2 separate regions of the Homo sapiens genome follow, and region 2 is linked to region 1. A link is a loop called in an ENCODE intact Hi-C map of the cell type or tissue named here. Cell type or tissue: gastrocnemius medialis. All regions are shown on one strand. Each heading gives the region's core, and the rest is flanking DNA. Links, peaks and the distances in the headings are about the cores only.

Region 1 (16,782 bases), core at 4,296-12,295:
CTCTGTCTGTCACTGAGGCATACGTGTGGGAGGACTGATGGCAAACAGCACGGAGCTGATTTCAGTTACAAATAATTTAATCGTTTCTTCTTTCAAGGGGAAGCCAAACAAGGTTCTCCGGAATTTTCTCTGTCTATCAACAAAATGATCTGGTCATCTATGTTCTTTCATTTCAAAAACTGGGACATATTCCAGACTCTGTGGTCTGTCCAGAAATCCCAAAAAATGAGTCCAAGAATCTGAGTCAGGTGTTAGCACCGACCAATTTGTTGGCCTCAGGGTTTTCATTAAAAAGGCAATATGGGCTGGGTGCGGTGGCTCACACCCGTAATCCCAGCACTCTGGGAGGCCTAGGGAGGAGGATTGCCTGAGACCATGAGTTTGAGACCAGTGTGGGCAACACAGTAAGATGCCCCCCACCCCCTATCTCTACAAAAAGAAAAAAGTCAGTATGTTTAAATATCACTCTGACAACCAATTCTAAACACTTTTGGCTCTATTCAACCTAAAGATTGATATTTGACCATATAGATTAATAGTTCTCATTGTCTGCACTTCAGAAACACTGAAGACCTTAATAAAGAAAAGAAAAACGAAGGGAAGAGAATAATATAGATACATAATGAAAAAAATTCAATCCACACAAAAAAGTATACAGTGAATTAATGCTCTCTCCCATCCAAGCTTCAGTTTTCCAGTCTCTAACTCTCTTTCAACTGGGATTAAAAAACATACAGATGCCCAAACCTCCCCTCATTCCCACTGGGTCAGTATCCTCTGGCATGGGTACTTCTGGTAAGTTCCCTGGGTGATCCTATTGCCCAATCAGATTAAGAACCACTGACTTTGATGGTGTGGCAGAATTCCTGGACCTCATGCTGGTGGGAACAGTATAAGATGCGTGGGTCTGGGGACTCACTGAGTATCAGACTTTAGAATTGGAGAACCCTTATTATGTGCACTTGTTAGGGTGAAAAGGTTTTGTGGTACTTGCTTAAGAGGCAGTTTAATATAGTCAAGACAAAACAACACTACAACAAAACAAACTTATGACTTGGGATGTAAGAAAAATCACTAGATATGACTTTACCAATACTTCGTTGTATGACATTGCCATCACATTGGAAAACTTAGGAGGCTGAAGTAAATGAAAGTGTAATGTTTACCTTGCTAATATTCTGTAGTGTAAAAGGTAGATGACCTACCCTGGATCAATCTATACTTTTTTCCTAACACTACCTGGTTTTGTTCAGGTACCTAAGCCCTCTGACATAGCCCAAAAACTTCAAGGGAAGCTGACTCCCACATGGCCTATGGGTGAGGCGGATTGATTGAGGGATAAGTCCTTTTCTCTTTAGGAATGGGTATATGATCCAGTTCCAGAAAATATAAGATGCTGACAGATTTGTAGGAAGTTTCTGAAACTATGAGGATCTAGTTCCTCCCTCCCACCAAATGTGAACAAGAAAGCACCAGAACTCTGACTGGTACTGTGGCCATTCTGTGATTAACGTGGAGTGGACTTTAGTACTGGGCTTTCACTCTGAAGGCAGAGTGAACAGACTAATAGAACCCAGACCCAGGTCGATGTATTGAACGATGTCATCCAACAATGCTGAAGCCCTCACTATATCTGGACTTTCTGATAGATGAGCCAATAAATCTATTGTTTAAACAATTCTGAGCTTAGTTTTCTGTTACTTGAAGCTGAAATCCACCTCAGTAATCCGTCTTATTTAAGTCTAAATCCCTCACTCAAGGTCTTAATTCATTCCCTGCTTTCAGGTATCTTTCATTAGCTTCTTGGCAATTTACCTTGTTTTTATGTTTTTTTTTTTTTTTTTTCAGTTTTATGACCTCCACTCACCCTGATAACTTAGTGACTACTAATCTGCCATTTTTATCATCTCTTCTCTGCCTACTCTTGGCCCATCACAAATTAGCATTTAGACGCGTTGAAGTTTACGTGTATATATCTATATAGCTCTTGTTCACAGTAAGGGGATACTTTACTAGTGACAAGTGGAGAGGAAGCTAATGTACAGTCAGTCACCCATTTTAGAAATCTAAATTGGAAATTGTAAAAGAAATTTCCAATGTCCACTTCCTAGCTTTAATTAAGTAAAGGACCATTTGAATCCTGATGCTAAAGGATCAAGAAATAGATTATTTCATGCAGAATGTAAAAGTTCTTTCTTCTTACCTTGGGGAACTGATTTTATAGGAATTCAGGGGAAGGAAGGGAGGGAGGGAGGGGAAAATCCATTTTTTTCCTAGTTTTACATCTCAGGGCGTTTTCACGTATAACTTCAGTTAAGTCTTACAACAAGTCTGCAAGGTAAGTAACTTTTATCTCCACTTTATGTTTGGGGGCAACTGAAGCTTAAATAAATAATGTTCTCAAGGCCACTCAAATGTGTGTCAGAGCCAGATTTACACCAAGGACTGTAAGACTCCAGAGTCATATATTCTCTACAACTTAAACCTCATCAGCTCTTTGCCCTATCCCTGGCAAGTTTTTCTGACTTTTGCAGTCTTCTCCAGTGGTCTCTTTACTGAGCAAGTGGTCAGTGTCATGGCGACGGCCTTCTAGCTTTGGGCTGCTTGTGGCTTCCATTCCTGGGTAGTTCTGCCCTTCTCCTCAGGCCCTTGGAAGCCAGTGATAACGCCCGGCTGCTTCTCTCCCAGGCAACTCTGGTAAATACAAGGTCACTGAATAAATGGCTGGTTCCCATCAAATATTTCCCTGACTTGATTCCCCTACCATACTTCGGTGGTCTTGTGGTCGCCACATATGAAATTATAGCCCTGGTTATAGTCACCAACCTGGTCTTGTGGATCGTTGCAATTGATTGAATTGTTCACAAATACCCACTACTTGTTTTTATGCTGCATATTTTCTCTGTTTTCTCTTAAGTAATATGTCTCAGCTCTTAGTGAAACCTGCCACAGTGCCCAGGAACACACATTTATATACTCTCTGACATGTCAAGCTTAAAGTATGATGAATCACCCTGAGCAGGCTGGGGTGGCTCTCTTTTTAGAATTATTCCCAACCACGACATCAGAACACTGTAATAATATGGAGAGAAAGTGGATGGGAAGAAGCATTGACAACAAGGAAAGAAAGAAGGGAGGGAGGGAGGGAAACAGATCTGGAATGGTTGAACCTATAGAACTGCTGATACGATTTTATCAATTCTATTTACATAGACATTGTTTTGGCTCAGTGATGTCAATATCAGTACTTCTGAAAATTATATTTAGAGGGTAACAATGTAACGAGATCTAGACATCAACTCAAAGATAAAAGCAGAATTTTCTTTTGGAGTTGCCAGGGGGCATCTGGCCATTCTTATTGAAAAAAGCAATGTCCTGATTTTCTTATTTCTCTCCCACTACTTTACCACCCCCAGTAGTTTGAGGGACATGGGGAAGGAAGAGCACAGATCTCCACATTTCTTGAATGTTTCTCATATGCTAGGAATGTTCATGTCTGTGAATTCATTTGATCATCACAAAAACTGTTCAGTGAAGGTAGGTGAAAATTATTATCCCTGTTTTTTGTCCTTAAGATAAGGGAGGCACATAGAAATTGAGTAATGTTCCCTACCATTGCTAGTGAGTGACTAAGTGGAGACTTGGACCTCCTCTTGTACCAGGCCCTTTGATATGGTTTGGCTGTGTCCCCACCCAAATCTCATCTTGACTGTAGCTGCCATAATCCCCACATGTTGTGGGAGGGATCAGGTGGGAGGTAATTGAATCATGGGAGTGGGTCTTTCCTATGCTGTTCTCATGATAGCGAATAAATCTCATGAGATCTGATGGTTTTATAAAGGTGACTTCCCCTGCACAGGCTCTCTTGCCTGCCGCCACGTAAGACATGCCTTTGCCCCTCCTTCACCTTCTGCCATGATTGTGAGGCCTCCTCAGCCATGTGAAACTGTGAATTCATTAAATCTCTTTCTCTTTATAAATTACCTAGTCTCAGGTATGTCTTTATTAGCAGCATGAGAACAGACTAACACACCCTTCACGTGCATTGTCTCATTTAATTTACACAACACTTTGATGAGGTAGGTAAAATTCTCTCATAGTTCTGGAGGCCAGAAGTCTAAAATCAAGGTGTCAGCAGGGCCATTCGCCCTTCAACGGCCCTAGAAGAGAATCCTTCCTTGCTTATTCCAGTTTATGGTGGCTCCTTGTGTTCCTTGCCGTGTGCCTCTGTTTTCATGTGGCCTTCTTTCCTGTGTCTCTGTGCCTTCTATTCTGTCTCTCCCAAGACACTTTCATTAGCTGAAGGCCAACTCTAATCCAGTATGAGCTCATCTTGGTCTTTTTTTTTTTTTTTTTTTGAGATGGAGTCTCGCTCTGTCGCCCAGGCTGGAGTGCAGTGGCATGATCTCGGCTCACTGCAAGTTTTGCCTCCCGGGTTGACTTTTTTTTTTTTTTTTTTTTTTTTTTTGAGACAGGGTCTCACTCTGTCTCCCAGGCTAGAGTGCTGTGGTGTGATCTGGGCTCACTGCAAGCTCTGCCTCCTGGGTTCACACCATTCTCCTGCCTCAGTCTCCCGAGTAGCTGGGACTACAGGCCCCCATCACCATGCCTGGCTAATTTTTTGTATTTTTAGTAGAGATGGGGTTTCACTGTGTTAGCCAGGATGGTCTTGATCTCTTGACCTCGTGATCCGCCCACCTTGGCCTCCCAAAGTGCTGGGATTACAGGCGTGAGGCCACCAAGCCCAGCCAATCATTTTCTTAATTATATCTGCAAAGACCCTTTTTCCAAATTAGATCACATTCTGAGATTCAGGATGGACAAGGATTTTGGGGAAATACTACTCCATCCACTAGAGGAGGTCAGGAAATCGTACGCTTAAGTTCACAGCTATGTGGCTAAGAATCTAATTACTACCCTTGTTTATTTGATACTAAGTCTTGTTTATAACCACTTCAGAGACAACCCTGGGGATACACAGAGTTAAGTCGTGGGCTTTGCATGGGGCTCAAAGATTTGCAATAATAGTTAGAAAGGAGAGCTAGAATAACAGTTAACTAAAATTAATGTGGCTCTATTTGAGGGCCCCCCACCTAGCAAGTGTGGTAGTGTGGAAATGATAAAAACTGCATGAAGATCTTTGGTGAAACAATCAAAGCTGAAGAACCATGTCTTAGGGGACTCTATTGGGAAAGGGATTAATGTAATGGAGACTATGACAAGTTACTGTGATGGCATAGAACTTAATGCTAAGGCAATAAAGTGAGAAGCTCCCAAGAGTTCACAGGCTTAGAAAATAAATACAAGAGTAGAAGATTTTAAATGAATTAGTGAACACAACATTCTTGGATATTCTTAAGCATTTAAGAAGATCGATAAAAATTAGGAATTACTTTTTTGCACTGTGCTTCTTTAGTGGAGATACATTTGCAAAACTGGTCTTAATTTTAGTCATTGATTTGTAAATATTATACACGGATTATATAGAACTTAGTAGAAATTTCTAGCCGTTCTGCTGTAAGTTTTCTACCCTCTTTCCCAAATCTTGGGAAGAAAAATCATGATTCAGAAATTAGGAGAAAGAATCAAAGAAAGGTCAGAAAAGGTGGAGGGGAGGAGAGGGCATCGAACCAATCTAGCTAATGAAAAACACAGACAAGAAATATGATAACATGGAAATCAGATTTACAATGGTGAATTAAGTCTAAAATTCAAAAGCAGTCTTTACAGTCACTTGCGAAACATTTTTCTTTGATTTCCTTACAAACTTCCTTCTGTTGATAAATTGCAGCATTTTCACCATGGAATGGTTAAGCACTACATTTGGGGCATCCATCACTGAGCGAATCATCCAAATCTAACAAAATGAACATTGTGGTAGTGCTGCTGCAATTCTAATGCCCTGGGAGTCTTCAAGGTGCTCCAGAGAAAGAAAAGGAAAAACTCTGTTGTCAAATGTTTGGAATCAATTAAATCAAAGTAAGACGATCTTGGATTGTATTTATGAAGTCATAAAAACATTTTATCAAAACAGTCATCTAGAGAGTACTCAAGAAACTAAAAATAGAACTACCATATGATCCAGCAATCCCACCTGTGAGTACATATCCAAAAGAAGTGAAATCAATATATTGAGGCAACATCTGCACACCTAAGTTCATTGTAGCATTATTCACAATAGCCAGGATATGGAAATGACCTAGTGTCCATCAGTGGATGAATGGATAAGGAAAATGTGGTATATACACACAATGAAATACTACTCAGCCTTAAAAAAAAAGGGGGGGGGATATCCTGTCATTTGCAACAACATGGATGAATCTAGAGGACATTATGCTAAGTGAAATAAGCCAGGCACAGAAAGACAAATACTGTATGATCTCACTTATATGTGGGATCCAATAAAGTTGAACTATGGTTACCAGCGGCTGGGGTGGGGTAAAAGGATGGGAATGGAGGAAATGTGGAATTGTTAATTAAAGGGTACAAAGTTTCAGAGAGACAGGGAAGTTAGGTTTTGAGATCTATTGCACAGCAGGGTGACTCTAGTTAATAATAACTAGGAGAGTAAATTTCATACGTCTCACCATAAAAAATGATAGGGAAGGTAGATGATGGATATGTGAATCAGTTTGATTTAATCATGCCATGTTGTGTACATATATCAAAACATCACATTGTACCCCATAAATGTGCACAATTATGATTTGTGAATCAAAATAATTTTAATACTAAATTTTTAAATTTCTTCAGGTACCTCAGAAAGGACTCTCTTTCATTAAGAAGTATAGAAAGTGTTTATATATATGTGTCTACTTATGAGGCTAAGAGGGAAAATGTGTTTTTATTTAAGCCTGCCGTTTAAACAATGGAGAGAATAGGCCATCCATTAAGAGTTTGATCCCATCCAACTAGCATCATGTATGAGAACTTATTTGTCCCTTTCACATTTATACTCTAGCCCTGATTTTGCTTGGCAACTTACTGGAGAATTTTCAGTATCTTGAAAGCTCCTTAGTATTTTGAGAATGGCACTGAATTGTTTCCCTTGTAACAGATTTAGCAAGTGAAAAATGGAGGGTTTTTTTTCCCCTCATTTTCAGACATAATCTTGGCAGAATGTTTAAAAGAAAGATAAACAAAATGTCAGGAACACTTACAAAAGAACACTGCAACAGAGATGCAAGAGGTGGCAGGGAACAGAATAAATGGATATTGTCATACAGATGGCAGCTGCTGCTAGATTGTCCAATACAGTGATATTTAGTTTTCTTCCATGGACACTGAACTCGTTTCAAATAGCCCTGACACGGCAAAAGTGGAAAGGAAGCGCCTTTCCTTTTCTTCTCTGCCACATGGGGTAAGTCATAAAGTCATTCTTGGTACCACGGACTCATCTATTTCCAGAGAGGTTATGAGTGTAAGTGGGAGAATAAATGTTTAGCTTCCCAAATCACCTTGTTCCCTGGGAGGTTTCATCAAACCTAGCAGAATCTGTATGGATGCTCCAAATCTGTCTGTTCTAAGCACCCACAGATGTTTTCTCTTGGCACTCATAATAAGGATCTAGGATTAAATGTTACCATTTAATAATTAATTCCATTCAAACTCTCCCTCCCTTCTGTTGAAGGCTGGCACTCTGGTATAACTGCTGATGTGCTGACATCCTGGAACACCCGAAGTGCTGATTTCCATGCTATTTGTAACATTATATTCAGGATAAAAGTACTTTAATTTCCCAAGATGTAGTATTGTAGTTTTCATAAACTGGACCATATGCTGGGATGTGTTCATACACCTGCAGTTAGTTACATTTATATGTAAAAGTTGTCAGTTGATTTCTTTCAAAGAAATTGAGAATGTGGATTCTCTAACATTCTCCTAAATTATTTTCAATGTGAAATCCCTATGCCTTTATTAGACATATAATATGTTATCACAGAATTATACAAGACTCCTGTTTCTGAATCAGGAATCATCGTCCTCTTTTAAATCACACTACACATCTATAAAATTTTAACATTTGAGGAATCTGAGTGAGAGGTATCCATATAGTCTTTATATTATTTTCTCAACTTTTTGGTAATTCTGAAGTTATTTCAACACAAATCATTAAAAAATTACACTAAATATATGAAGTAGCTTGGTATATTCTTTTAAAATAAAACATCTTCTGTTTTATCTAAAAAAATCTGTCATTTTATATACAGAAAACATGTAGTTTAAAGGTTCTACCCCGCTACCTATAGAAACATAAAGTAACAGATATGTTTGTTGTGTAACTAACAAGGTCACAGGCTGTTCAGCTGCTGGAGCAAACTCGATTAAGCCCGTGATAATCTTTTGAAAGATTGTAATTTATCTCCATTTGAAGGGCATTATCTTAGTTCTTCAGCTATCACAGGGAGCAAGGGTAACAAATATTCAGTGATGAATTTTTGAAAGCTGTAGTCAGATCTTGTTCTCTTAAACCCTTCTAAAGGGCTGTCAAAAGGCAATGAAATAAAAATTGTCAAATTTATCCACAGACTTACATAATGGCTGTTATCTGAGAAAGTGGTTTATGATTCATACAGTCACTACCTTTACTTAAGCAATTTCTTGTTTGTGTTAGATTGAAAACAATCTGTTCCCATTGCTCACGTGGGAGAGATTACCACAAAAGGCTCTTGTTTACTTGCAATAAGAAGCTATGAGACACAAAATCCATGAAGAGGGGATCTATACTCTCAAAACAGTGTGGTACTTTCATTAAGGGTCAGCATTATTGACCACCTTTTTACCGTGTTTTCTTGATTTAAATGTAGATTTTGGAGTCTACAAGTAGCTTTGAATATTTGAAATGGATTTTGAAACTAATTTTTAAGGAGGACGAGAGGAAAATAACTGATTTAGTATCTTCTGCATGGTAGGGGCTCTGCTTGGTAAACAGGTTATTTTTATTGAATTTTGCGAACAACTCCCATGAGGTATATATGATTTACATCTTACAAATAAGCACATTAAACACGGAAGCTGAAGTACACAGCACCCATTCACATTGTGAAGTCATTGAGAATTGAATTGGGGAAATATTCACCACAAAGATATATCTTTCCACTACTATCTATGCTTGCAACTGTTTGTATTTTCTTCCACTTTCTGTTGCTTATAACAGAATACCTGAAACTAGGTAAATTATAAAGAAAATGAATTTATTTCTTATAATTATGGAGGCCAAGAAGTCCAAGATCTAGGGGCTGCACCTGGCGAGAGCCTTCTTGCTGCTAGGACTCTCTACAGAGTCCCCAGGTGGTGCAGGGCATCACATGGTGAGGCGGCTGAGCATGCTAGCTCAGGTCTCTCTTCCTCTTTTTATAAAGCCACCAGTCCCACTCCAGTGATAACCCATTAATCCATGAACCCATTAATCCATACATAGATTAATCCATTAAGGATGGCAGAGCCCTTATAACCCAATCAACTTAAAATTTCCACCTGTCAATACTGCCACATTGGGAATTAAATTTCCATGTGGGTTTTAGAGGGGATAAATGTTCAAACCCTAGCAGTTTTAAAAATGTTTTTGTACAATTTTGTCCGATCATTTGCTCAAGTGAGTGATTTTTTTCCCATCTATGCTGAGAACAGTTTCTTTGAGGTGCAATATTGCTATGATGTAGATATTCAAGTGGCCTGAAAAGCCTCAGTAACACTCAGTAAGTGTGGCCTCACTGATTCTCAAAAGAGTAAAATAAAAGTGGGGGATGGGGAGGGAGAAGAGGAACTGATAGGCCATTCCAGTGTCTTGTGTATTTAGAATGCACAGACCCACTAGCTTTAAAATATTACTTTATGTAACTTAACTTTTTGCTAGTTAGACTTGGGAAGGGTGATGAGAGAGATGGAGTATGGCAAGAGTAGTGTAAGAGACATACAATTCAACTTTCTGTAAAAAAGTAAATGCATAATCTTTATACACGGTTTTTCAGTTGTCTGTAAAGCCAACCACATAATTAGGCCAAGTTATTTGAGCACAGGAGAGAGACCAAGACTACCTTGTATTTTTGATAGACTTGGTTTAACTTAAAAATGGAGAATGACTAAGACAGGCTTATAAACATTAAAGTAATTTAGAAACTTACATATTTACAAATTAAATGCTTTTACCCACAAAATATCAAATGCAGCATAATTATGCTATTCATAAGATAGTAATAGGATTAAATTTTTTTTTTTTTTGAGACAGAGTCTCACTCTGTCACCCAGGTTGGAGTGCAATGGCATGATCTTGGCTCACTGCAACCTCCGTCTCCCAGGTTCAAGTGATACTCTTGCCTCAGCCTCCTGAATAGCTGGGATTACAGGTGCGTGCCACCACGCCGGGCTACTTTTTATATTTTTAGTAGAGATGGGTTTTCACCATGTTGGCCAAGCTGGTCTTGAACTCCTGACCTCGTGATCTGTCCACCTTGGCTGCCAAAAGTGCTGGGATTACAAGGCATGAGCCACTGAGCCTGGCCTAAAAATATTTTTATTTGTAATGTAGTACAGGTGGTGTGGTCTAGTAATAAGAAGTAAGCTTGAAGTAGGGTACTAGTCACACAATTGTGTACATTTGTCAAAATTTATAAAATTGTGTACTTCAAAAGGGTAAATTATTTCTTGATGTAAATTTTACTTCAATAAACCAGACTTTTCTCTTTTTTTTTGAGACGGAGTTTCGCGATTCTTGTGCCTCAGCCTCCCGAGTAGCTGGGATTACAGGCGCCCGCCACTACACCTGGCTAATTTTCTTTGTATTTTTAGTAGAGATGGGGTTTCTCCATGTTGGCCAGGCTGTTCTGGAACTCCTGACCTCAGGTGATCTGCCCACCTCAGCCTCCCAAAGTGCTGGGATTACAGGTTGAGCCACGCCTGCTTTCTAAGGCCCTAAAGATCTTCATGAATATTGGTGGCATTATTTTGTGTTGGTCAATTCCATGAGAGGGTCTACACTGGATCTTCTAAACTTCTTAGATCCTCTTTCATCTTGAGAGTAGTTATAGAGGTTCTCTAGAAGCTCAGCTTTTTGGTGGCAGCTTTTTGGGGCATAATCTTCACTAAATACAAGAACATTTCTACCTTGGGCCTATCCTGAAAAAAATGAGGGGCAAAGCTGACCTACCTGGAAAAGCATATTTGTTCAATTATTGTTCCTTTTGCTTAGAGAGGAACAATTGCTTTTCAGATTCATTTCTTCTGTGGATAGACACAATTTTAGAGTTAATTACTCTTCAAAATAAAGTTCAGACTCTCAAAAACAAATCTTACTAAATCCGTAGTAAAAACAATGTTACTATACTTGAAGCCTTTGACAGAGCGATAGATACATAAATTTTCCTTTAGACTAGAGAAGTATTTACAGTCTCTTAACTAGTTATTCTTATTCCTAATTATGGATTTATTTTATTATATGAAATTCATTTGCAAACTAATTGTATAGAACTAACAAAATATCCCAGACATTATGGATTTCTTCAGTTGTTTAAATTTCAGTTTATAAATTTGGTAATAAGTCAGTCCTTGTGTCATATATAAAAATAGAGTAAGCTATATTATCACATTTCTCCAGAAAATTGGCTGAAGTCTGTTATCAGTCAGTTAAAATAAAAATGCACAAGTATGTGGAAATACCATTCTTTTCTATGAAATTTAGCCAACCTTAGAAATAATTACATAATGTTAATGGACCACGAAATTTCTAAAATCCTCTAAAGTTTCACCTAGATGATTTTGGTACTTATCTCTGGTAGGGATGCCCTGCTCTTTTTCTATATCAGAGGGATTTTATTGAGTTTCCTCTTTTTTTTTTTTTTTTGGTTCAGGTATGATGATAGGGCTGGCCTGAACCAGCTTGTTCATTAGTAATTTCTCCAGTGGGAGAAATCTGTAGGGCTACTACGTAGACCAGGAGCATGCCAACTAGTGCAATGGATTGTTCCTACGAACTGATTTTCCATTTTTAGGATTTTGGTGAGCTGATTGTTAAACACAGTCATTCTTCAAAATTAGATTATGCAAGTTTTAAATTAAATAAATGATGTTAAAACAAAGATAATATATTAAAATCGACCACCTCTTAATTATTTCCATGTTCTTGAGGTTATCTCCATCTATTGTAAGTGTATGATAGAAATGTAATATAATGGTGTACTGCTTCATCTTTCCCCAACTCTGTGTGCAATGACATTGCCTTGGTAGCTTGAAACTGACCATCATAGATGGGAAATCAGCAACACAAAAACTCGAACTGTCTATCCTCCCACACTGTAAACATCTATCCTTTCTTGTCCCCAAGGGCTGTTAGCATTTACCAGCACATTTAACAGCTTTCTATTTAAAGCTAATGGGACAAAAAAAACAAAACAAGCAAAACCACACACACACACACACAAACCCCCAGGATATCTAAGCCCTATGACTGTAACCTCTCCTACCCATACTACTGAATATAGTTAGTAGGTATTATCATTACACAACTCTATTTATAGAAACTATCCATTCATCCATCCCTTCATTTATTCAATATCTACTTAGTGTTGTTATGTAAAGTGTTGTGCTAAGCATTGCTGTAATGGGGGTGGGAGGTAAGTAGATACTATACAACTCAACAAAGAAACTGTTGAGTAATGGAAAGAACACGAGCTTTGGATTCAGAAGGATCTGGCATATGAATACAACCAGTTAGAGTGACCAAGAACTCTGCATTGGAACATTTGGTCATGCTGCAACTATAATACTGAACAGTTTTGAAAACTTGGGCTAGTTACTTTGCATCTCTGAAACAGTTTTACCATGTGCGGGAAAAAGCCATTTTTTAAGAGCCTTTGTGAGGATTAGGATTATATATGGGCACCCTGTTTAGGACAGTGCCTACATAGGTAGGCAGTTAGGACAGTGCCTTACATATGTAATATGCTCAATGAATGAGAGCTTTCAGAATTAGTCACAATAAAATCCAATATAAAATAGGCAAAGAACACTTTTGCAGGAGTTGAGATATAAGGTTTTTTTCTTGTTTTTTGGGTTTTTTTTTTTGAGACAGAGTCTTGCTCTGTTGCCAGGCTGGAGTGCAGTGGCGCAATCTCGGCTCACTGCAACCTCCACCTCCTGGGTTCAAGCGAGTCTCCTGCCTCAGCCTCCTGAGTATCTGGGACTACAAGCGCCCACCACCATGCCCAGATAATTTTTAGAGACGGAGTTTCACCATGTTGGCCAGGATGGTCTCGATCTCTTGACCTCATGATCGCCCACCTCAGCCTGTATCTTGCCCATTATCAAACTATTTCTTGCTGCCATATTCTTTTCTAGTATTTGACATCTTGATTTTCAGAACCTGGTCAATCTTACCATAAAAACCTAGCTGCCATTTCACACCTCTGCTCTGACTGGCTCAAGGCCTGCTCTTCTTTAATGCCTATAGCTGGGCAGAATGAAGCAGGTATTTAAATACTGATCTCTAAATATTTTAATAGAATGATGTATGTGTTCAGCTTATCTATTAGTGGGGTAAATTGTAATGCGAGAAGAGAAAATCAAGTTACAATACCTACATTGCAGATTTTCAGTGAGGCTTAAAAGGCATGAAAAATTCCCTAATGTTAGTAAATACTCAAGAAATGCTGGTTAATATTTCTACTTCTGGTCAATTGCTTTCCAAGTCGAAACAGCTGATAAAATTCTATACATTATACATTATGTTATTCATATTATGAAAATGTTAAGTCTTTCATTTCACAATATTATTAGCCAAGAGAATAAAGGTTTGTAGTGACTTAAAGATCTTGAAAAGCGACATACTGTTTTGTTTAAGAGGGAGGAAAAAGTCCACATAGAAGGTGATTAAAAAATACCCACATTGATCATCAATCAAACCATAAAGGGAATATAAGAAGAGCATCACTCGGCCGGGCATGGTGGCTCACACCTGTAACCCCAGCACTTTGGGAGGCCGAGGAACATGGATCACAAGGTCAGGAGATCGAGACCATCCTGGCTAATACAGTGAAACCCCATCTCTAGTAAAAATACAAAAAGTTAGCCAGGCGTGGTGGTGGGCGCGTGTAGTCCCAGCTACTCGGCAGGCTGAGGCAGGAGAATGGCATGAACCCGGGAGGCAGAGCGTGCAGTGAGCCGAGATCGCGCCACTGCACTCTAGCCTGGGTAACAGAGTGAGACTCCATCTCAAATTAAAAAAAAAAGAAAAAAAAGAGAAAAGCATCCCTATTGTTTGGAAGCCTTTTGCATAGTAGGTAAAAATATAATTTTGAATAGATATTAAAATTAGACACATGCAAACATTGATCTCACTGTTGAGGAAGTGGCTTCAAGAAAAGCTTAAATTGTTCACCTTCCCCTTCCTTCAGGGGAATTACTCTTATTATTCTTATTTTGTGTCTTGATACCATAATGCTGTGATCATAGATGCTGAATGATCACTCCTTTTTGGGGAAAAATGTGAGGAAACTGAATGGCTCCCTGGAGAAACCCTTTGGTGACAGGTAGCAAATCTGGTGTCTTAGCCTCCAAAGTAGCCCCCAGTCATCTTCACCTCCTGGTGTCCACACTTTTGTGTAGTTTCCTCTCCCATTGAATCACAGCTGCTCAGCATGGCTAATTAAGTATGGCAAAAGTGATGGTGTATGATTTCTGAACCTAGGTAATGAAGGGTGGGTTTTTAGATAAAATACAGTATATCCAATTAACTTTGAATTTCAGATAATAAAAATTTAGTGTGTGTCCCAAATATTGCATGTGTCATGCTTATACTAACACTTCATTTATTATTTACCTGAAATTCAAATTTAACTGGGTGTTATGTAGTTTTATTTGTGAAACCTGGCAGCCCTATAAAGGGCATTTTGGCTTCCACCTTCTTCTTTTAAATTGCTGTTTATGTTGTGAGGACACTCAAATAGACTTGTGGATAGACCCAGTGTGGAGAGGAGCTGAGGCTTCCTACCACTAGCCAGCAGCGATCTGCTGCCTATGTGAGACGGCAACCTTGGGACCACTGTTATGGCTCAGATATCTCTTTATGTAACACAATTTGTCTCTTACTTCTTGTTTGTTTGATTATATCCTTAGTGGCTACTCTAGCCTGTGGGTTCCACTAGAACAGTTATATGAGTTTTGCTCCCCATTGTGCCCAAGTGCTTAGTACACCACAGTGCCAGGCACTTGATTGGTTTCAGTTTTGTAAAATGATGTAAAATGTGCTCTGAGCCTCACTGTCTTCATCTATAAGAAGGGATAAAAATGGTATCCACCTTATAGGGCTGGTGTGAAGATTAAATGAGTTAATATGCTTAGAAATGTGCCTGGTACATAAGTTCCAAGGCTCAGTACACATGGGAAGAAGCTTCCTTCTCAATAATTAGCTTGCAATAGAATCACCTGGAGGTCTGGTTAAAACTCTAATTACTCTGATTACTGGGCCTCAACCTCCTGAGATTTTGATTAAGTAGGTCTGGGAGTGGCCAGGTGATGCTGACACTGCTAATTTTGGGACTGAGCCTCTGCTTTAGCTTAATGCTTTCCATGACTGTGACCATGCTGTGAGAGTGCCTTCTCATTTCTGTTTATAAATGATTTGTGTTGGCTGGGTGCAGACCTCAGCTCCAGCAGAGCTGTCAAGAGTGTGAAGTCTGATTTCTCTTAACTCAAGCAGGCATAGAAGTCTCTGATTTATTTCTGGCTATAATCAATACCTCTAGGCTAAGGGATGATCTTAGCCAGCAGGAAGTCTAAAATAGTAGAAAGATAGCAGCCTCTGTTCTAAATTCAGAGGTGAGCTCTGTTCAACTACTGCCATTTTTGCTGGCTCCTGGGCCCTGATCTTAGCCTGTTTGAAGTGCTAAATATATACATTCAGCTGAAGTCCTCACTGTACTCCAGTGTGGGGGGAAATTTCCTAGTAAATAATCCTGTAGTGGATCAGACACAAATGTTTTGTGGCCTCCTAATTGGCACAAGTTTAAAGTATTAAAGAGAACCTACAAGCATTTCCTATCATTAAACCCCTTTCCAGGTCACAAACATCTCCCAAAGTAGTGTAGGAGAGAAAAACTTTTCCTCTACTGTCTTCAGTTATTTGCTTGAGGCCTATAATTAAACTAATAAAAGATCAACAGGAGAAAAGGTATACACATTTTGTGAACATTTTTACTTGCATAGGGGCTTCACAGAAAAGAAATGAAAACCCAAAGAGGTGGTTAGACCTGGTGACTTATATACCATTTTAACAAAGGGTGATAAATTGTGGAGAAATGACTAAACAAAGGAAAAAGGGATTTGGGATCCTAAGTGTGATAAATTGTGAAAGTGACTAGGAAATGTAGATAAGTTTTGTTTTGTAAAGTTTGTTATGCAGACTTGGGTTGTCTCTGGTGATAAGAATTGTCTCTGGAGTTGCTCCCTTTTTCCTTGTAGAAAGAAGGGAACATCTTTACAAAGGAAATCTATGCCCTGCTTTTAGACAGAAAGGGGGAGGGCAGAGAGCTCTTCCTGTTTCTGCTGTTTCTCAATTGCCTTCAACTAAAAATAATCCTTACGCTAAAGTAGCATATTTGGGTTAGCATATTCTGATCCCTTTCAGCAGTATTTCTCAAACTAACCAACTTTCTTCCTTCCTTCCTTCTCTTTTCTTTTCTTCCTTCCTTTTTCTGTGTTTTCAAACAGGGTCTCCCTTTGTCACCCAGGCTGGAGTGCAGTAGTATGATCTAGGCTCACTGTAGCATTGATCTCCTGAGCTCAAGCAGT
Region 2 (16,782 bases), core at 5,543-13,542, 290 kb before region 1:
TGCTTATGGACTTTAGCCTGTTTTATCTCTGACTCCAGAAATAAAGCCTTTTGAAAGAATTTTGAGAATGAGGAAGGCTTTTTTGTCTCTCTCTATCTCAGACCAGCCCTAGTGTTTTATTGCACCCAATGTGCTAACTCAGCCATACCAGTATTGGAACAAGCTAAGGATTAAGAAATCCGGTTGGAGGCAGTCTGCAGTAGTGTGCAGTATTTACTGCCAGGCAGCTTCTATCAAGAGTGCCAGTGAAAAAATAGCCAGCACATCTATTATAGCAAAAAACTCCTGGAAGAGAGACCGGGGGTGTGGGGGTGCAGGGAAGGAACCAAGACATTGCCAATGTTTTAAATAGCTCAGAGTGCACACACACTACTTGTGTAGCGATAGAAAAATGAGTAATATTGATAGTTAGGTAAAAGCAGCAGCATTCAGAACTGAGTCAGAAATGAGGAAAGAGCTGGGGCAAAATAGTTTCATGATCCTTTGGTAAAGAGTCAAATCACCTGTTATAAAAGATTTCATCATTGAGTAGAGAATACCTACAGCCATCCTGGGAGAGTATTAGTGTGGTCTGTTCATAAATTCCCTGGCAAACTATCCTAGGATGAGTCAACCTTGGGGATGTACAGCATTCTTGCCCCCAGAAAGATTCGGAAGCAATGGTACAAATTCAAGAACATTTGGTTTTTAACATGAAGTTCCTAGGAAATTAGCAATTTGCCTGTGACCAAGAAGGACAACTATGCCAAATGATCTGCCACCTCAAGATCTCTGGGACTTTCCTACAACCCTGGGACAGAGTCAGATTGAAGCCCAAACAATGGATGATACTAAATTTCCTGCAGTCGCAATGGAATAAGAACTCAGAGACAGATTTCATTTAATTTAGGAAAACGAGGCAGCGTGACATCTCTCACACATTCACATCTAGGAATAAGATGCATACCTACTATGATAGAAACGAAACAATGGAATGTCATTGATATCTCTATGAGCACCCTTTGCCTTGCATTTATGTAGCATGTTTACATTTTCAAAATGATCAAAGCAACTTCTCCACGTGACTATAGAAAAGAGAATTTGCCTGAATGCACCAGCCTAGACAGAGGAAGAGCTATGGCCAGCCCTGAAAACATACCATCCTCTAAAGCGAACAAAGGTAATTTTTAAAAGACACACACAAGTATTGCCAAGAGAATTGCCATTTCCAGTTTGAAATGTGCATCCTCTTTTTTTTTTTTTTTTTTTTTTTTTGAGACAGAGTCTTGCTCTGTCACCCAGGCTGGAGTGCAGTGGTGCGATTTCGGCTCACTACAACCACCGTCTTCTGGGTTCAAGCGATTCTCCTGCCTCAGGAGAGCAACTGGGATTACAGGCGCGTGCCATCGCACTTGGCTAATTTTTTGTATTTTTAGTAGAATTGGGGTTTCACCATGTTAACCAGGATGGTCTTGATCTCCTGACCTCATGATCCACCCGCCTCGGCCTCCCAAAGTGCTGGGATTACAGGCGTGAGTCACCACACCTGGCCGAAATGTGTATCTTCTAAGATGTGGGAGATCATGGCCATCTCTGCTTTTCCTTATGAGTGGTTTTCAAAGTGTTCTCTGAGTTGCCTTAGACATTCCACTACTTGCCTTGGAGAGGATGCTGGGGGAGTTAGATGGGGATCCAGAGCTTGACTCTCCCTTTCCATCCAGGCTATGAGTCACAACTTTACTCTTCTCAGTTGGGTTCTGAATATATGGTGTGGTTCCTGTGGTTTCACTTGAAGAAGAGTTCTGCTGCTTAAATAGAAGTGAAAACCACCTTTAGAGACTGTTATCAAAAAAAAAAAAATTGTTAAGTTTCTTCCAAACACCCTTCATTATTGGTTGCCCAAAGAATGCTAAATCAAGTCACTAGACAATCATTTCTGAGCCCCGCCAAGCAAGTGTGTTCACGCTAAATGACATTAACACTTTTAGCTTGACTCATTTTATTTTTGCATGTCTTTATATTCAGATTTTCATTCCAGTTTCATATCCAATTGTCAAATAATAATAAAGATTTCATCTAAAATGAAATATTGTTTGTTTAAAAATCCATAAGATGCTTTAACAGCAGGAGAGTGGGGCTTATACCAATTTAGTGAGAATCTAGTGTATTATATAAATTTATCTCTACTGTGTACATGAGCTTTGAAAAGAGGAGAATCCCATCTGCCTGTCGAACAGAGATTAGGGAAGATAGATTAAAATGCTGGTTTTCATCATTCTTATTTAATAAGCAGGAAAAAGTAACTGGAAGCATCTATGACACTTTCTACATTACATAGAGGTTAAATGTGCTCTCTGTTATAGCCACATTGCACTCTGCTTTCAACATATCACGAAACAAATCTGCTAAAATAGTTGTCTTCCTTTAAATCTAGTGTTTATTTATTCATTTTTTTTCATTTTTTATTTATTATTATTTTTTTTTTTGAGACCAAGTCTCTCTCTGTCACCCAGGCTGGAGTAGAATGGCAAGATCTCGGCTCAGTGCAACCTCTGCCTCCCAGGTTCAAGCAATTCTCCTGCTTCAGCCTCCCGAGTAGCTGGGACTACAGATGCGTGCCACCATGCCCAGCTAATTTTTTGTATTTTTAGTAGAGATCGGGTTTCACCATGTTAGCCAGGATGGTCTTGATCTCTTGACCTCATGATCCTCCCATCTTGGCCTCCCAAAGTGCTGGGATTACAGGTGTGAGCCACCGCGCCCAGTTTGTTTGTTTATTTTTGCCAGTAACGCCAGGCTATTCTGCAAGGCCTCATCCAAGGACAAAATGGAGAAATAAATCCTCCAAAGTTAGGTTTATAGAACACTGGGCTTTCTGATTTTTTCAAAATAAAAAAGTACAAAATGAAAAGAAACTAAGCTGTTTACACTCCAGCTCTAGCTGAGAGCTGGAACAGTGCGTTGGACACTGGCAACTCCTTTCTGGAAACATTGCTGTCAGGCGCCATGGGAAGGCATCATCCCCAAGTCTGCAGACTTTTTCAGAGCCCTCTATGAGTTCATACAGCTCCAAGTCGGCTTCCTCATTTAGCCTCTGACCTGAGAAATGGCTCCACCAAATCCCTAATTTCTCAAGCTACAAAACTCAATGTGCCTCATACTCCTACTCCTCTGTCACCAACACCCCTCTATTCAATTAATCACCATGTCCTGTTTTGTTCTCCTGTCTAAATGCTCTTCAAATTATTTCACATTCCAATCATGCATCACTCCCAGGCCACTGCCATTTTTGAGGCTTTTGTTGTGTATTAAATGGACCATTGGGTCAGCTCCTAATTCGTCTTCCTACTCCTCATCTCCTTTAATCCATGCTCCATGCTTACCATACGCAAATCCAATCAGGCCTCTGTTTATCATCTTTCCCTAGCTTCCCACTGCCTTCATGCTAAAGTGAAAAGTCCTTAACACAGCATATAAAGTGGTCTAATCCTTGCCTACCTTTCTGATCTCATGCCCCATGACCCTCGCAAGTGTGTTTCCCATGTCCAGCCAGGCTGTCAGCTCCATGACCATGTCTCACCTTTCACATCTTTGGACATACTCACTCATCTCTCATGGGGAAGACCTCTGCTTTGTCTACTTGGCAGGCTTTCGCTCATCCTCCAAGATTCACTTCAATTGCCACCTTCCCTATGAAATCCCTTCACATCCTAGTATGATACCTCTTTTTAACACTTATTCCAATACACTGAAACTGTTTGTTGATGTGCCTGTCTTCCTACTACTTCATGACTCCCTTCCAGGACAGGGACTATGATGTCATTCATATATGCTGCACAGTGCCTGGCATAAAACCATACCCCAATAAATGTTAACATATTAATGGCTTAATTGTCTGCAGAGATTTTCATAGACTAGGAGACAAGAATCCAGGCTTCTTTTCTCAGTGGTACAACATTCTATTCAACCTCCTTAGGGCTTAGAATCTTTAAGTGTAAAATTATGACAATAAATTGTTAAAAGGGATCTGACTTTCTGTCCAGTTTCCAAATAAAATTCTACAAATCTGTGATGTCTAGGATTGCAGTGATGGCCTTTCTTTTTTCAAGAAGGACACTTAAGGTTGTGAACACCAGAACATAAGTCTGCTAGTACCAGCTGTGGCCTCTGGTTCTTTATATGTCAAGTTACCTAGGCCATTCCATGCTCATGAAGATGGGAGCATTCAATGAATGAATGAATAAATGAATGAATACAATCACCTTATTTGTTATATCCTCCACTTTGAATAACAAATGTAAATCTTGGCATTGTGCCCCTGTTTCTAAAGCCTTTTTTTAAAATCAAGGTAGATAGATTTAATAGCTAAAGTCATTGTTAATTACATATACATAAGCATATTGATAGGATCAGAACAGCAATTACATAGCAACACTGGAATCAATCCATAGAATTCTTAGTTTGATAATCGGAAAAAAATACTTTCAAAAGACTAAAAAGTCAATGAACTAAAAGTTCATTTTAGTTTCCATTTTACTGACATGAGAAAAACATGTCATTGGCATCATATTTTCAGTGCTTAATCTTGCACAATAAGTGACACGGAGAAGCTCAAAGGGATCCCAGAGAGCCACTTTCAAAGTCAAATGTCTAATGGGAGAGTAGGGTCATAGAAGGAAAATTAACATTCATTAGTCAGTTTTAGAGGAAATATCTGGAAGCATAATTAAATAATATACATACAAGCATCACGCTTTTTGTGATAGCTTTAAAATGTGCACTCACACATTTTTAGTTGTTTGTTTTTGCCACAGATGAAAAGATGAGCATGACAGTAATGAAGTTGTAGAGACACTTGATTCACTTTTTTCCCAGGCAGACCAATTAGTAATTGTAGCCTCTAAAAGAATCACTTTGTAGCTCTCTGTCAAGGGAAATACTGCCAAACTTCGCAGGAAAAAAAAAAAAAGATAGCATTTGATTTGCTCTGCTGTGACAGCCTTCCTTTTCTCTGAGAAAGATGCTGGCCTCCCTCACACTATGGCCCTGAAAGCTTGGTTTGATGTTCCTCTCTTCAATGCATAGTCCAGAGCGTGCTGATGTCCGGCATAGTGCCACTGAAGAAATCCACTCCAGGTGCCAGCAGCTAGCAGAAAGCAATATATTACTGATGCGCTAATCGGCAGCCTTTTTAGTTGTAAAAGAAATAAATGCAACCTCACACTGACTTAAGGCAAAAGGGGATCTGGTGACTCAAAGCCATCAAGAACCTGCCTGCTCATCTCTCCTCTCTGCTTTCCTCTCCATCAGCTCCTATCTCCAGCAGGATCTCCTGTGTCATGGCCCGATGCCCACCTGCAGCTCCAGGTTTACACACTTTCAGCCTAGCAACTTATCCATGACATAAATCTTCTCTTTCATGATAACTTCGAACAAAGGTGCCAGGCAGGGCTGCCACTGTCCATTCTAGGTCACATGACTATCACAAAATAACCAATCCCTGGTCACTGTAGCCAGAGACATAGTGCTCTGATTGCCAGGCCTAGGTCAGCTGGGGGCTCCTGGAGCTGGGAAGGGGGTTACTGAGAATGAAACAGGTAATCCTCTAAAAAAAATCAGGGTACTGCATCCAGAAGGGAAGGGATGCTGAGAAGGCAAAAATAAATGTTGACTACAACACTGAGTCACTCTTTTTCTTCTAAGATGTAAACATGTTTTCTACATAATTAAAAGAAAAAACAAAAAGAAAAAGCAGCACGTGTTCCTTCTCAACAGATGCACACTCCTGGGCTATCTCAACCGTCTCACGATTTCACCTTACAGCTGTCCCTCTTAGAGTTCTCCAAATCGTCCATGTAAGATAGAAAGAAACAAACAGCTTGCTGGTCATCCTCACCTGTATGATCAGCAGTCACTTCAAGCTGAACTCGCCCACAACAGACCTCGCCATATTTGCACTGAGCCTACTACTTCTCCTGGAGTCTCTATTTCAGCAAGTGCAACCGCCACTGCCATCATCATAGTGACCTCAAAATAACCAATCCCTGCCCTCATCTCATCTCCCACCTTCAGTGCCACCCATCCCATAGCAATCACCAAATCCTGCCAATTCTTCCTCCTAAATGTAGTGCTCCTCGAAGTTGTCCCTTCAGCTCCATCTTTAGTCCCACAGGTCAGGGTCCTCATCATGTCTCGTGTGGAGCCCGAAGGGATTCTAAGAGGCTCTTCTGGGCTGTGCCTTCTTCCCTCCTGAGTGGCTGCCAGAAGGATCCTCCCCTCACTCAAATCTGACCAGGCCATTCACCACTCTTCAACCTTGCAGGAGTTCTCCTTCATCTACCCCTGCGATTTCCTAATGAAACTTACATAGAAGCCCAGTGTATTAATTTCCAAGGGCTCCTGTAACAAATTACCACAAACTTCATGGCTTGAAGCAACACAAGTTAACTCTCTCAGCTTTCTGGAGGCCAGAAGTCCCAAATCAAAGTGTGGTCAGGGTTGGCTCCTTCTGGAGTCTCTGAAGGAGAGTCCGTTGCACCCCTCTCTCCTAGCTGCTGCTAGCTGTGGCAATCCTTGGTGTCCGTGGCTTGTAGGCACATCCCTTCACTCTGCCTACATCTTCACATGGCCTTCTCCACTGTGTTTCTCCTCAGGGTCTATATGTCTCAAATCTGCCTTATAAAAACACTAGTCATTGGATTTAGGATCCAATTAATCCACCCAGTTAATCCAAAATTATGTCTTGAGATCTTTAATTTAATTACATCTGCAAAGACCCTGTTTCCAAGTAAGGTCACATTGACAAGTACCAGGGATTAGAATTTGGGTGTATATTTTGGGGGAACACAATTTAACTAACGACACCCAATATATGCAATGATGGTTACAAGATAAATCCCAAGCCCTTGTAAATGTTTATTTTTGGAGATGGAGTGTCACTCTGTTGCCTAGGTTGGAGTGCAATGGTGGTCAGCTCACTGCAACCTCCACCTCCTGGATTCAAATGATTCTCCTGCCTCAGCCTCCCAAGTAGCTGGGATTACAGGTTCACACCACCACACCTGGTTAATTTTTTGTATTTTTAGTAGAGACGGGGTTTCACTATGTAGGCCAGACTGGTCTCGAACTCCTGACCTCAGGTGATCCACCCGTCTCGGCCTCCCAAGGTGCTGGGATTACAAGCGTCAGCCACCGCGCCCACCCCCTTGTAAATCTTGATCCCATGATTACTGTAACTTGGGCCCATCCTCCTTCAATCTAGCTCCCCTCCTTTGGCTGTCTCCATCATCACTGGCTCACATCCTGGCTTTGTGCCCCAGTCCTACCCAAGGCTATTTTCTACCCCTGTGTCTTTTCCCCTTCTGATACTTCTACCTGGGATGTGTTCCTGCCTTGCTCCCGTATCACCTGACTGTGAGCATTTTGGGACTAAGACACCAAAACAGAGGTCTTACTGGCAATCAAAAGCAAAACTTAACACTACAGCTTGAATCAGCTTTTGCAATGTTTAAGAAAAAATCTAACCAATTGCCATTTTTTTTAAACCTGCAGATTCATATAAAAAAATCGGTATTCCCAGCTTCTCTTTGGCAGCATTAGCCTGCTTTCTGGTGTTGTAGCATGAGTCCAGAGCTGCAAGTAGCAGGGCTGCTCACTTTGGCCTTCATGTATTCTGCAATTCACATCCAGTTTACCTCCAGGCCTCTGGCACTTACCCCCATTAGCATTGGGTCCTATAGGCCCTTGAGTTCATCCTCTGCCTTAAGATTTCTCTTCTAGACTGAGCTGCCTTCTCTACAGGGAAACCTTAGCTCACCCTGCCTCTCCACCCTCCCATTTGTTCTGGTCTTGCTTCACCACCTGCCTCAAGGGAGGCCACTTCAAACACACACAAAAATCTCCCTCATGACCTGGCACACTTTCGTGTTCTCTCCCTACCACTCGTTTTCACAATATACTAAATAGCCTATACATTATGTATTATACGTTAATTACAAAATTAATCCATAAACCACAGCATCAAGGCCAAAGCAGGGCACCACTGTCCATGCCCAAATGCCTGCATACCTTTCCCATTTCCAGGCTGTTGTAGCTCATCATTTTACCCTGGTGTTACCAATACTAAAATGGCATGGAGGTTGGGAAAAAAAATGGTAGGATTTATCTTACTCCATATATCCATCTAGCAATCCACCCATTCCTCACTTTCTACCTAAATTGCTGAAAAAACAGAAACTGGCAGCCAGCTACCCAGATAAATTTTCTTTTTTTTTTTTTTGAGACAGAATCTCTCTCTGTCGCCCAGGCTGGAGTGCAGTGGCGCTATCTTGGCTCACTGCAAGCTCCACCTCCCCGGTTCAAGCCATTCTCCTGCCTCAGCCTCCCGAGTAGTGGGGACTACAGGTGCCTGCCACCGCACCCAGCTAATTTTTTGTATTTTTAGCAGAGACGCGGTTTCACCGTGTTAGCCAGGATGGTTTCGATCTCCTGACCTCGTGATCTGCCCACCTCAGCCTCCCGAAGTGCTGGGATTACAGGCATGAGCCACCACCACACCCAGCCAATAAATTTTAATGGCAAGAGTAAATTAGGCCAGGCATGGTGGCTCACACCTGTAATCCCAGCACTTTGGGAGGTAGATCACCTGAGATCAGGAGGTTGAGACCAGCCTGGTCAACACGGCAAAACCCCATCTCTACTAAAATACAAAAAAATTAGCCAGCCGGGCATGGTGGTGTGTGCCTGTGATCCCAGCTACTCGGGAGGCTGAGGCAAGAGAATCACTTGAACCCAAGGGGCAGAGGTTGCAGTGAGCTGAGATCATACCACTGCACTCCAGCCTGGGCGACACAGCCAGACTCCATCTCACATAAATAAATAAATAGTACCTTCTTTATAAACCTGCTCTCTGGAGGCAGCTCAAGAGATAGCCAAACTCTCTCCAGGATTTTCACCAAAGCACATTGCCGAGCCCCTTGCTGAAGAAAGCCTACCCACACCTCCAGGATTTTCACCAAAGCACGTTGCCGAGCCCCTTGCTGAAGAAAGCCTACCTATACCCACAACACTCCTGGGTCTGTCCTTTGTTTTGACACAGCCAAGATAGGTTGTACATAGCAAGATAAAATGCCAGGATGGCGACATTTGTTCTGCCCAGCTTCCAAGCTTGCCCTCATGTGTCAGATGTCAGATTTCTAAGAATAACTGCTCGTTTTTCCAAAAATGAACCTCACACATTCATTGGAACTTCCTGTCCCCACCAAAGCATTCTTCATAACCAAGCAGACAAAAGAGAGTTGTTGGGAAATGATCTCGTGCTCAGAATCCATGTCAGCAAATGCCTTATGATCAGGAAGTTAGTGTTATTTAAGTGGGAGATGGTTCCTCTCTAAAACAATGGTGCCCAGAAAATAACTATAATCATGTTATTTTATTACTTTGCCGTTGTGCTTGTATATTTTTAACCACTGCATTGTGCTTTTTGCACCTATATTGTACTTTATTATACCCTGAAGGTATCACTTAAGTGTATATTTTCATTTTAGGGCATATGGTTTTCAGTTTTTCAACAATTGAAACAAGTTGGAGTTGTAGTAAAGTAATTTGAGAAGAGGCCAGTCTTGGAAGTCTGTATTTTTAAAGACTTTGAGTTTGGGAAAAAACATTTGTTTTACTTATTTACTGTGGTTAAAAAGACCATTACATTTGCTTGTTAATCAGTCATAATTTGAGAAAGGATAGTTTCTTTAGAGCCTCAGAAAATGGCCCTCTGGCCACCAACATATTTTCCATTTTGGCTCTGTAATAAAACAGTATTCAGTAAATGAAAGACATTGGCATTTGTTTGGATTTCTTTTTTGAACTTTTTATATAAAACACTTCTGTTCCATTAGGATAATCCTATTTGACTTGCTTCTCTCAGTCAAAGAAAAGGAAAAAACTATTATGAGAGAGCCAGGAACAAAGGATTTCCCACCCCTAGTCGGGCTTTTGATCCTCACATGGTCATAACAGGCCTCCGGCAGTAGCCAATAACTTCCGGCTTCAAAGGAGGGGAAGCAGGCTTAAAATGAACGCACCGTCCAGTGCTGCCATGAGGTTTGGGCTGGCAGATTGCTCTCCTGACCCCTGTGTACAATCACTTTCTGCCCTCTGTGATGGATACAATTACCACTGTTTTTACCTACAGAGAAACCCCCACTACTATTTTATGGCCAGTGAATTTGCCTGCCCGTGTCTAATACAGTCATGGTGTTGAACTCGACCATGTCGCACTAGGCTTATGTTAAGATAATCAAAGAATGTGGAGCACTGAGTCACTTTTGTTCTTTATAGAAAACACCAGAGCAGAAACCAACAGTTTGTCAAACAATTCACCATAGCAAGATTTTAATAAATGAGTCTTTTTGCTGATATGGCAATTATTTTACACAGAAAAAAGATATAAATTCCATGCTGTCCTGGATCTACACAAACAAGAAAAAACATTCATAATTCTGGAAATTTTCTAGTTCAGCAACTCCATCAACTTTCAATTAACCTCAGAAGCCAGGCCATTACTGCTGCCAGATTAGCTCGAGAACTCTCCAGGACCCTTTAATTCTTTACACCAGACCTTTTCCACATTTATTTATCTATTTCTTCTTTCCCTTCCACACCCCTGTTCTCTTCTCTGCCTCCTTCACTTTCTATTCCATTATACCCTTCTTAATCTACCACACCTCAGTGGTGATGGTGGGCAAAAATGGCTGCCATTATGTTATCAGCACGAACTAAGCTTACTTGGGAAGTCAGAAAACGGGATGCAATCCCCATAAACATGGAAAAGGCATATTGATTCTATGTCATCAAGCTCCACCTTTCCCATAGGTTGCACATGGCAAGATAAAATGCCAGGATGGGGACAATTTTTCTGCCCAGCTTCCAAGCTTGCCTTCATGTGCCATATGTCAGATTTCTAAGAATACTGTTCAGTTTTCCAAAAATGAACCTCACACATTCATAGGGCCACTCAAACTTCCTGCCCCCACCAAAGCATTCTTCATAACCAAACAGACAAAAGAGAGTTGTTGGGAAATGACCTCGTGCTCAGAATCCATGTCAGCAAATGCCTTATGATCAGGAAGTTAGTGTTATTTAAGAGTGAGATGGTTCCTCTCTAAAACAATGGTGCCCAGAAAATAACTATAATCATGTTATTTTATTGCTTTGCCGTTGTGCTTGTATTTTTAACCACTGCATTGTCCAAAGGAAATCCTTGCTCTTCTCTTTCGTGAGTTTTCTTTCTTTCTACCCACTTTCCCCCATCTTTGCTACCCTCCTTTCAAATATTTGCTCATACCATTTTCCCTTTATGGAATGCCCTCCCTGAATCTATTTATGTAAATCTACTCTTCACTTCAAAATACAACCTAATTGCTTCTCTTTTTCCGAGCATTCTATGATCAAAAGAGCAGGTCATGGACTTTTCTGCCTTGAATTCATGTGGCACTCACTGTCCAGAGCAAGATTTGTATTCATGCAACAGAGCTTCTTTAAGCACCTACTATATCCTTAACATAATGATAAGCCCTGCACTGTATGACATTTTCGAAATGAAAAAAATTTACTTTATCAAAGAAGAAAAGATGTCACATGACACAAATATCTATATGACAATGTAGAATATGATGAGTGTCATGAAAGATATATAATTTTAAAGCTCAAAAGAAGGAGACAGATGACTTCTCTCCAGGGAAACTGCTTCAAGGATTTGCTTGTTGTGCCAGTCTAGAAGGAATGCTGATCTCTATCACATTAGTATTTGTGGCCCTGGAGTCATCCCTCTTGCCTTTCATTGTTCGTTGCCTGGCATTGTTCACTTGCATTTTTAGATGCTTCTGTCTTGTCACTATAACTAGATATGAGCTTGAAATGAACTGAAATCTTGCCTTATATTTTATATGGTTCCCTCACTACCCTTTACCTAATAGTTACACAGTAAACATTTTTTAACCCAACAAACCCTTATTTAACCCCTACTGATTTCCTGACTCTGAGCACGGTAGTTAGGGATGGCAGCCAACTTCCACAGAGAGAGACCTGGCCAGGAACCATTCCACTATGGAGGTGAAGAATAAACAGGACTTTATAGATGAGTGATGGTTTACCAGATGGACAAGGAGAGAAGTATTCCCAATGCAAGAAGAGATTGTCCAAAGGCCTGAAAAACAAAGAAATAAGAAACAGAAGTTGAGGCAGGAGAGGTCTTTATTGGCCACACTAATATCTTACCCTAGAGCCTCTGACATCCACAAAAAATGCAGTATTATTGCAGTGAGATGAGATCGGGCCACTGCACTCCAGCCTGGGCAATAGAGTAAGACTCAGTCTCAAAGAAAAAAAAGAAAACAAAAAAGAAAAAGAAAAGCAGAATTAACTCAACCACTGTTCTTATTTTTATGTTAAATGTGGAATTTGTAACATTGTATTATAAATTATAAAACAGAACAAAAATTCTATTTTCAGGTTGTAGAATCCAGATGATTGTAGAATCGAACTGATGAGCTCGTCTAAATCTCTGTCTCCCTTAAATAAACAATTTGGTCAGTTAGCCCATCCTAGGGTCACCACTTCTCCAGATCATTAAAGAGAAATTAATTTAACAAACAGATGTCTTCTTATCAGGGACAATACAGTCGCTTCCTAAAGAAGCATTCCAAGTAAGATTCCTTTAGAGCAACCATACAAATTAGCACTGGCACTTGAAATTGTAAGTCAAGAAGCTTTTTTTGGTAAAAGTTCTATCCAATGGCTGCTTCCATGTGGCTTCTCTGAGATTTACCAGGATTTCCAGCAGGAAAGAAGCAACCGTAAGAAATTTGATCTTCATAGTTGGACTTCGTCATCACTTCGTCGCTGGCTACCCTTCCCCACTGCTATCCTTTCTTGAAAGTCAAAAGTTACTTTCTCATCCCAAAACCTTCTAGAGACTCTTGTCTTATGAATTATGAAAATTTATGTTACTGGGCAAGTACATATTTCATTTAAAATCCCCATCTCTATTTTAATAAATGCATTATTCCTAATATAATACCACATATTCTGGACATGTTTGTCTGGATCAGACTTATTTTTTTGCCAAAGGCTATAGGACAAGACACATTTAAAATTTAAGTAGGCCAGGTTTCAGAAGATGAAAGGGATTTGGTTTTAAAAGGTTACTAAGAAAGCTATTAGTAGGATAATTTCAAAGGCAGCTACTCCATGGGCATTTCTATATTTTTATTGGGTACAAATTGGACAAAGGAAAGCATTTAATTGACAAATTGGGGGGACTACAAATAAGTGTGAATTTTATGCTCAGCTAATAAGCATACAAAACAAATTATGTGAAAATTTAGTCAAAGAGAAGAATGGAATATAATTTCAAGAAACTCTCTAAGTGACTCAACGGATATTAATGACCACACCGAAAAGTGGGAAGTAAATGTAACATGTGGCAGAGCAGGGTTGGAGTCAGACACTCATACCATGGATAACTATTTGTCATTTTCCCAGTGACTCCATAGCTCTCCAAGCTCCTACATAGAAGAGATTTTCTGTGTGGAGTAGCAATGGCCATGTTTTCATCAACTCTAAAACAATCCAATTTGCATCTACCCTTCATGAAGAGGGTTGCCTATTCTCTAATAACAGAAGTTTCCCCCTTCTCTCCTTTTCTAAGTCCTGTGCCCAGGCTTAAAGCCACAGGAAAGAATCAACTGACACCACCACTCAGGCAATAGTTTCTAGAAAAATCTGACTCCTCCCTATGCCACGTGTCCTTTAAGGCAATCAGTGTGTCATGGAGATCTACAAAGGTCCTGGTTACTCATCACTCCTGCTCTTCCCTGAGCAGCCCCTTGCTCCTCTCACTTCACTTCCAAGACCTGTTAGCATCAGCCTGCTTGAGACTACTCCTGACAGCTGTGTATGGCACAGCTTCCTTCTCCACTACACCTGCCTTCCCGCATTACACCTCTCCAAGGCATTAGCTCACATCAACAATCACCAAGCAGATCTGCTCTGCTGCCAGCTATGCAGGGACAGGACTGAGTAGGAATCAATATATCCCACGACCAGCTAGAAGACAAAGCGAGATCAACATTTCTGCCCTTTGAGAGAGTCAGGACACTGGGAAAGAGAGACAAAGGGGCTGAGGGAGGGGGGTTGAATCAGTCTAGGCTCAGTAGGGTGCCCTTGTGGAGTGCCAGCCCTGAAGTTATTGCTCTTTCAAAGTCAGAGAAAAAAATAAAATGAGACAATTTGTTCAATTTAGTCCATCTTCTCCATAGGGAAGAGAAAAGTGGAACCAGCTTTGCCAACATGGCAAGTTTGGCCAGTAAACTGGGTTCTCCATGGCTTTGATCTGAAAGAACCTGTCTAGCCATGGTGTTGGCAGTTTTGTCACACTTAGAGCTAGAGAGCAATCACTGGGGCTGTCCTCAGGGCAGTGGCCTGGGCTACCATATTGGAAGCAACAGGATGGTCCATTGATTGTTTTAGCTGAGGTTTTATGCTGGGAACTTAATTACTAAGTACAAAAAGGAAGACTTCCTCAGCTCTCATGATCCACCATATGAGGGTGATTTGTTAGAAAAAAAAAAAAAAGACATTTAAGGACCTCTCTTTAGGGTCTCTTAGACCCACACCATCCTCCTCATCTAGGTGAGAGGCTCCATTCAGATGAATGGACTAAAGCCTAGGATTATAACCAATCATGTCCCTCAACTCTCCCTCCTCCTGTTCCTCACAACTTAATTAATGCCACAACCAACACCCCTGTTGCCTAATCCAGGAAACTCAAATCCTACTTTGTCTCTACAACTAGCACCTCCTGTTCAATCTATCACAAAATCCTATTGAGTCTTCCTTCTAAATGTCACTTGACTCTGTCCCTTTCTCCCTTTCCTTGTTTCAACCCTAGCTTGGGCCACCATCATCTCCAGTCCATTCTGCACAAGCCCAGAGAGGTATACTCTCAAAATGTAAACAGAATTATGTCATCCTCTTCCAGATTAAAATCTATCAATGCCTTTTCACTGGTTGTCATTAGGATAGTCTAAACTCCTAACTCTTGCCAACAAGGCTCTTCATGGTCCAACTTTTGCTAGTGTTTCTGATCACATCTCCTTGTATTTATATTTCATCCCTCCACACACCAGCCCACCTCACCCATACAAACACACAGGCAAACACATAATATGCTCCATAATTTAGCCATATTAAATATTCAGCTCTTTGAATGAACCACACTTTTTCCCTTAAGTTGCTGAATACTTTACCCTTACCTTGTAGAATACTCTTCCTCCTACTCATTCATTAGTACTCACCTTACAAGTCAGTTCCTCTGGGAAGCTTTCCCTGAACAACCGACTTCTATCTTCATAGTTGTTAGAGAAGTTTGGTGCAACATATAATTATGATGGCTGATTGCATTCAGATGCATTTAATTTTAGTAGCATCTGCTATTTGCATATTTACCTGGTAAGTAACCATGGAACACAAATGACCTTTTATTCTTGTCCCTTCTGTCCTCAGCATAATAACCCTCTTAAATAATTCTGCCTTCCTGGGAAGTGTGGTGTCCTATAAACTTTCGCTGTGCAAACTTAGGCACTTTACAGAGATGTGCAGCGACTGATTGAGAATTCTTTGTATAAAACATTTAATTGACTCGAATTGCAGAACAGAAGAGATGTGTATTTGATGGCAACTATCTACAAAAGGAGTAATACATTTACTACCAGATGATCATAATTGCACTTCACAAAAACTGGAAGATTTCACCATTATGTAGTTTTGTTGTTTTCAAAAGCCTCTTTGGTAAACACAGCCTCTGGCCTTGCGGTCTTCACTAGCTAGCTCCATTTGATTGCAATTGTTCATCTTCATTAGGAGCTTCACCTGTAATTGAGTGTATTCAAGAGAAAGCTTGGTAGGTATTTTAACACAACCTGCAGTTGCTTTTGTGCTCCAAATCAGAGATTCTATCCTGTTGATTTTGCTCATTCCTAAGTTATTTCTTTGACTTGGCCACTTGAATAAATTGTTATATTTGGATCCATCCTAAATGGAAGCCTGGTATTCAAGATATTATTTGATCAATATCTTAAGAGTTTAATGGCCTGCATTTATTCTCCTCCATTTCGGTTTTACAGGTGTGTTTTAAACTTCAAAGGCCTTCCAAGTAACTCAGATGTACTATAACTTATCCTATTATCTGAAAAAGATGGCCCACTCGCTGAGGTTTGGAAATATTTTGCGCTATAGAGACTCAAAGATACATGTTAGGCTCCTTCAAGATGCACAAAAGAGACTTGCTCGGGTTACTTGTAAAAGGTCATGGGATTTGTTGTACATGTTTATTAACCAGAGTTCTTTTTATCCTCTCTTCATTATGGTAGAGGCTCCCCTACCAACCTCACTCCCTGGACTCTCTTTCCCTCATTCAAATAGCAAGGCTCGTGGCATTCACTGCCTCGAGGGAGGGTTACTGCACTAAAAAGTAAAGAAAAATAAAGTCTGACTGGGTAGGGTTTCAAGGTTCTAGTATCCTGAGAGGAAGAGCCAGAAATTAAAGTACATGAAAAAGCAAAAGGAATAAGAACTACTGCCCCTTCCCCTGCATATACACCAAGATCACCTTGGCTTCCCAAGGGTGGGGAAAGAAGGGTGCTGAGGGAAGGAACCAAAGGAGAGGGACATGTACAGGTCTGCCATGAGAAGGGGCTTGGAGTGACCATGAGGCAGTAGTGACATCAGGTCCCTTGGGTTGCCTGG

Evidence for each region. Peaks named below come from ENCODE experiments on the same cell type or tissue, not always from the same donor. Only the 100,000 strongest peaks of a DNase experiment are listed, where the experiment ranks them.
Region 2: it touches region 1 in a loop (2.0-fold over the local background); 2 of 110 quality-filtered maps call a loop at or near these places.

What each region holds. Positions count from the first base shown.
Region 1 is chr5:124,816,405-124,833,186 of GRCh38, forward strand. No RefSeq gene overlaps it. Among named protein-coding and RNA genes, the nearest start is that of ZNF608, 78 kb to the left of the region's middle. In gastrocnemius medialis, for the core only: no CTCF peak of the experiment used is centred there; a DNase peak (open chromatin) is centred at 8,637; H3K27ac peaks cover 709 bases.
Region 2 is chr5:124,527,332-124,544,113 of GRCh38, forward strand. No RefSeq gene overlaps it. Among named protein-coding and RNA genes, the nearest start is that of LINC01170, 97 kb to the left of the region's middle. In gastrocnemius medialis, for the core only: no CTCF peak of the experiment used is centred there; a DNase peak (open chromatin) is centred at 9,070; H3K27ac peaks cover 2,654 bases.